Linked DNA regions of Mus musculus: region 2 is linked to region 1. The links are chromatin loops, found by intact Hi-C in ENCODE. Cell type or tissue: heart. All regions are shown on one strand. Links, peaks and the distances in the headings refer to the core of each region. The heading gives the core; the rest is flanking DNA.

The links. A loop is a pair of places that touch in the nucleus more often than their neighbours do. Peaks named below come from ENCODE experiments on the same cell type or tissue, not always from the same donor. Only the 100,000 strongest peaks of a DNase experiment are listed, where the experiment ranks them.
Region 2: it touches region 1 in a loop (2.1-fold over the local background); 1 of 42 quality-filtered maps calls a loop at or near these places.

The regions. Positions count from the first base shown.
Region 1 is chr2:181,240,471-181,243,377 of GRCm38, forward strand. It overlaps Helz2 (helicase with zinc finger 2, transcriptional coactivator), which reads right to left and starts at 1,557. Exons shown (of 19, transcript NM_183162.2): 1 at 1,496-1,557; 2 at 1-601. The coding sequence starts at 528. In heart, for the core only: no CTCF peak of the experiment used is centred there; a DNase peak (open chromatin) is centred at 1,541; H3K4me3 peaks cover 1,228 bases; H3K27ac peaks cover 846 bases.
Region 2 is chr2:181,318,229-181,321,135 of GRCm38, forward strand. It overlaps Rtel1 (regulator of telomere elongation helicase 1), which reads left to right and starts at 1,496. Exons shown (of 34, transcript NM_001001882.3): 1 at 1,496-1,628; 2 at 2,578-2,829. The coding sequence starts at 2,728. In heart, for the core only: a CTCF peak has its summit at 1,419; a DNase peak (open chromatin) is centred at 1,573; H3K4me3 peaks cover 1,712 bases; H3K27ac peaks cover 1,288 bases.

The sequences.
Region 1 (2,907 bases), core at 223-2,722:
GCAGAGGCACGGGGGACAGCACGTGAAGCAGATGGCACAGAGTAGTTGGAAGTGGCCACCAAACTCTGCTCGGATGGTGTCAGCTGGGGTCTGCAGCCTATCTGGGGCTCTGGTGCCCTGCACAGCCTCTTTCAGTTTCAATCGGGGAAGGTTGTTCTTGAGCTCAAATGTCCAGACCAGTGCCTCCTCAGGGCTTCGGGCAAAGGTGCATCTATTCCAGTGACGCCTACAGCCCAACCCTGGCCTATAGTAGTGACAGACTTGATAGCGCATAGGCGTTGGGAAGCTAGGCCTGCGGCCCACCTTACGCCAGATCTTGCTCTCTGCTGCTTGCTTGAAGCGGGCCAGCAAGATCTCCCTGGGGCAGGTGTGCTCTACCTCACGCAGAATGTAGGTACTCTCATTGAGGCACTGGGTGCAGCGGGAGCAGCCCAGGTAAAGGTCTACCTTAGCACAGAGTCCGGCTAAGGATGGCCCGTTGGTGGCGGATGTGCTGGCCGACCTCAGACTGCAACCCACGGATGCCATCTCGGACAAAGGCCAGGTCCTTCAGGATTGTGAGCCAGGCTTCTGGGCAGCTGCTGTACTGAAACCGTCAGCCCTGGAGAGGTGATAGGACAAGAGAAGCAAGTCAGCCCAAGGTCAAGAAGGACCTACACCTCTGTCGGGTGTAGGACAGAGACTTCTGCCCAGTCTTGGCTTGTTGGGGGAACTCTAACTCAACCTTTCCTCCTGAAAGGCCTCTCCAAGTCCTGCCCAAGTGGCTGCTGGAAAAAAAAAAGAGTTGGGAGGCCTCAGAATCCTCCATCTGGTAACTCTGGGGCTCCTGGCCGTCTGAAGAGAGTACCCCCTTTCTTGAGACCTGCTAGTTGACTGCTGGGACTACTATAGCCCACCTGGACTTGGCAACAGGAGCCTCTGAAGGGGAGGACACAGCCTTGTAGAAATTCCGCTCTACCCAGGTTGGATAGCCCTCCTCAGAGCTCCCATAGAGATGCCAGAAGGAGAGGCAATGCCCAGAGCCCAGAGTCTTAGTTAGTACCACCACCCAGCAAGGATGGGCGAGAGAACAGCTAGCTCCCTGAAACACCTAGTCAGGTCATATCTCTCTCTCTCTCTCTCTCTCTCTCTCTCTCTCTCTCTCTCTCTCTCTCTCACTCATACATGCCAAGCAAATAATCTATTACTGACCTATACCCTAGCCCTCTAAACTTTCAAGGCAATCGTTGAGGTACAAAGATTATGTTTTAAATGGAAAGAATGAGCAACAGGCAAAGCCTGCAGTCCCTCCCTGCACTCCTCTGTGGAGTTTTCTAAGTCGTCAGAGCTAGAACCCCATACCCGGCAGCTGGAGAAGCAGGAAGAGGGGTCCATGGAGTTGTCCGATGCTAGGGTCTGTCTGAGGCCACTGATCTTGCCCATTTGCAGGCAAAGGGGTGGTCTTCACACCTCTCTAGGTGGCCCCTCCAGTCCCCAGCCACCACCCCATACTCACCCAGTGCACCAGCATCGACTTAAGAGTAGCGATCAGTTTCGTTTCTGCCCCTGGGGCGACTCAGAACTCTGACGACAGAGCACGGAAATTACCTCACTGCCCCCCCTGCCCCGCCCCTGCCCCGCCCTCAAGTGATAGCCTCCCTCCCAGACCTGGCGGAGCTCCCTGGCCCTAGGAAGATTTCCCCCACTCCCCACCTCCACAGTCCCCTTGAGGTCAACACAGCAGGATTTAACCTGGCCCTTTCCCGGTCCCTCCCCCTACTCATACTTAGACGTCTGTACTCTCTTGTGTGGGAACCGTAAGATGAGCCCCAGGGTAGATGGCTTTAGGATTAAAAAAAAAAAAAAAAAAGCCCCTATTTGGGAGTGGGAGAGCCTTTGCCTATAGAGCCTTGGGAAATTTACTCTGGGTGCTATAGCCAAAGGCTAGGGTCCTTGGGAGCAGGGCCAGACAGGCAAGGAACAGAGAACTCTATGCTGGGGCAGGACCTGTTCCTAAAAGGCACTAGACTTCTTCCTTGAAGCGCTAATAATTTTAGTCAATGCTGTGCCTGGCATGGCCCCCGTGGGGACAGAGTGACATGGTTCCTACCCTTGGAATAGGGTCCTGGTGTGAGCCTCCAGGAGTGTCAAATGGCTGCTGTGGGCATAAGGCAAGTTTGTATAATAATGTACATATTTCACATTCCTTCGAGGAATGTCCTCTCTGTTAACATTAATGACTCCAGGAGAATTAGAAACAGCAGAGTCCAGGAGTCGAGGATGTGGCTATGTCTCTGCAAAATGGTAAACACTGGAACCCTCAGGACAGCCCTTGAGGCTATGGGAAAGAGCTCTAAATACGGGAATTTGAAAATATATAATTTCTTAACTATCCAAAAATATAAGGATGCGATATGAATTATGAGGGGTTTCATGAATTTAAAGGAACAGAGACAGGTACACAATGAGCCAACTTGTCGCAAAGATACAAAAGCATAAGGCATGCAGGTTCCTGAGTTTAAGGTCAGCCTAGGACAGAGCAAGGTTAGACTCAGGCGTGATGGAAACGGTGCATGGTGGAAATAATTTCAGGGCAGGGTCCCAACAAACTAGCATGTCATCTAGGCTTAACTAAGGCAGACAGATCTCTGAATTCTTTTGCAATGTTAAGAGAAAATGTATGTTTGCTGTCTCTGAATCAAAAGGTTGGGGTCACAGGACGCTGATTAATAGGATAATCAAAAGAGCACCTGGAATAAATAAGTGAATTGATATGGAAATTTAAAAACTGGGCTTTTGGTCTGCATGAGATGAGCTAGCAGAATGGAATAGCAGTTCTTTGGAATTTTCTCTAGTGATGGTTAAGCTACCTGGAGATCTCTGGAGAGCAAAAAGAGCTCTTCAAGAGGTTTTTCTTAACAGGATTTC
Region 2 (2,907 bases), core at 304-2,803, 78 kb after region 1:
TCAAAGGCGTGTGCCACCACCGCCCAGCTAGGATTTTTTTTTTTCAATATGGCAACACTGGGCAGAGGAACAGTGAAGTCCAATTATCTCCCAAATGATCCTTACAGCTCTGATCCTTAGGTTTATTTGGATGATGTGTACATTACTATGCAGCCTTGGGTCCTAACCATCATCTCTAGCTTCAGTCTCTTTGCCACAGTGGTCTGACAAGTTGTCATAACTGCATAAAATCTTCTTCCCTAAGAAGAGTCCCTTCTCTGTCTGGTACCCCTCACTCTTTTCCTTCCTTTCCTGGGGAATTCCAATTTCTGGGGGGTCCATTGTTTAAATGGCCTGATAGTCAAAAGGAAGATCATATGCATCTCTTAGAATATATTCATTCCTTCCAGGATAGTTTCATTATAAGCTGGGCATGCTGCCTCAAAGCAACTACCTATGTGCTGTGAACTAGACTTGTCTTGATGTGAACCCAAGCAGCAGATGAATCAGCTCATGTCTCAGCTTCACTAGTAGCCCAGAAAGTTTTGCCTGGAATTGGTGCCATCCCAGTGTGTGTGGCCTCCTTCATCTTCAAATTCCCAATAAGAGATGAGGGTCTGAAGGAAATCTATAGGTTTGTCAGGGTGTTCTGTAAGTATGATCTCACATGCACAAGTATGGGCATTTCTGTGGGAAACTACCTGGGTATTAAAGAGAAGCTCTGAAACAAGTATCTATTAGTAGTGGAGAGCCAGCCACTGAAATGTCAATTTCTTTCTAATACCTATTGGGATTGCCTGAAATAAACAAACACCTCTGATGTCAGCACCGCCCTGAAGGACTTTGCAGCTCTCTCTTCCCTGGAGCTCCTTGTTGACTGTCAGCTAGTGCTAGGTGCTAGAGATTTAGAGGAACTCACCTGACAGCTAGCAGACACTGATTGGAAAATAAGCTGGACCCTGGGTGAGAGAGGAGGCAGTGAGAACTCTTAATGTGGGGTGGGGGTCTAGGTAAGATGCAGCCATTTGGATTTTATATACTCCAGCTGTGAAAAGATGCCTTTTGTGACTTGAGGTCAGTAACCACAAGAAAGCTTTAGATTTGTTTAGTTGTGCGGACAATGTAAGTGGCCTGGCCAAATGAACTAGTAGATTCCAGAAGATGGAGCTTATAATGCAAAAGTGGGGATGAGTGTCCGGGCGTGCACGCCTTTCATCCCAGCACTTGGAAGAGGCAGGTCAACCTGGTCTACAGAGTGAGCTCTAGGGCAATCAAGGCTACAGAGAGAAAACCTGTTTCGAAACAAACAAGCAAAAAGAGTGGGAGACAAGCGAGACTCTAGACGATATTAAGTGCTTTGGATAGAATACAGAGATGAGGCCAGGTCCACTGCACGAAGCCCCACCCCCCAGCCCCCAGCCCCCTGGCGTCCAGAGGCGAGGGAACCTGCTGACTCAGAAGTCGCGGAACCCGGTTTCCGCCCGGGTGCAAAGTAGCGGACCGGAAGGGAGGAAACGGAAGTGTAGCATTTAGGCGTGGCTACACGGATCTGCCCGCGAAGTTCCAATCAGCGGACTGCGGAGCACGCGGGATCCGTGTCTTTACAGTTGTTTGATACCGGACTTTGAAAGGCAGCCCTACCGAGACAAGTGAGCTGGGAGTCGCTTGACAGTTTTATCTGAGTGGATAGAGGTCATAGATCACGCACTCGCTAGTTCTGAAGTGCCGCGGTGCATTCTGGGTCCCGGGCTCTTGCTGCCAGTGTCTAGCTAGAGGCGCCTCCCTGGGCTAGTTCCAAGACGGCGGATAGATTTTCGCCTGTCAGTAGACTTGGAGGTCTGGAGAAGTTTAGTGACTTGCGGAGGGCTGAACAGATCATGATTCTGTTTTGCTACCTTTGTTTGGTTGGTTTTGGTTTTGCGTGTCAGGATGTCACTGTGTATTCCTGGCTGTCCTGGAACTCGCTCTGCAGACCATGCTGGTCTCGAACTCAGAGATCCATCTGTTTTTTCCTCCTGAGTGCTGGGAACTAAGGCTGGAGCACCACGCCCTGCCTGTTTTACTACTTTATTTGCATTCGGGTGCACACCTGGACCGAATGATGCATGACCCCAATCTTAAGAGCATCAAAGGTTGGAGACATTCCACGCTTTTGTGTTCAGGTCCAGGCCACAAGGGGATGCTCCTAGGTTCTTAGTCACAGACTTTTTGAAGAGTTGCAGGTAGAGTGCTGAAAATGTGCTTGTTTTGATAACTACATTGGGTTTTTGCTTTGCTTTGCTTTTCAGTCTAGGATGGAATTGGGTGAGCCAGGGGATCATCTTTAGATCTCTAAGCTCCTTTTTATTTTTTGAGACAGGGTCTACATAGCCCTGGCTGTCCTGGAACTCCCTGGACATGCTGGCTTCGAACTTAAGAGATACCCCTGCCTCTGCCTCCTGAGAGCTGAGATTAAAGGCGTGTGCCACCATGATAGGCTCTAAGCACCTTTTGATAGGGAAATAACAGATTTTCTGACCCTACAAGGACAGCTTCCTAAAATGATTGGTGTAATGGTCTGTGGCTACAAAGGCTGATTTCTTCTTATCTGTGTTGTAGGGAATTCTTACAGAGGGAAACCTGATGCCACATGCTGCCAACACTTACCTGGAGTGGCTGAAACACTGAGATGATCAGAGGGGTTTGTCTCACAGACCCAGACAGCCTGCATCTTGGCCTACCACCGTGTCTTCCTCAGTATAGGCTGATATGCCCAGGGTAGTCCTGAATGGTGTGACAGTGGATTTTCCTTTCCAGCCCTACCCATGCCAACAGGAATATATGACCAAGGTGCTAGAATGTCTCCAGAAGGTAAAGCTACAAAGCTCAAGACAGTAATTTAGAGAGGGGGCAATGAGGGCATACCTTCAGCAAACCCCTACTGTAGCC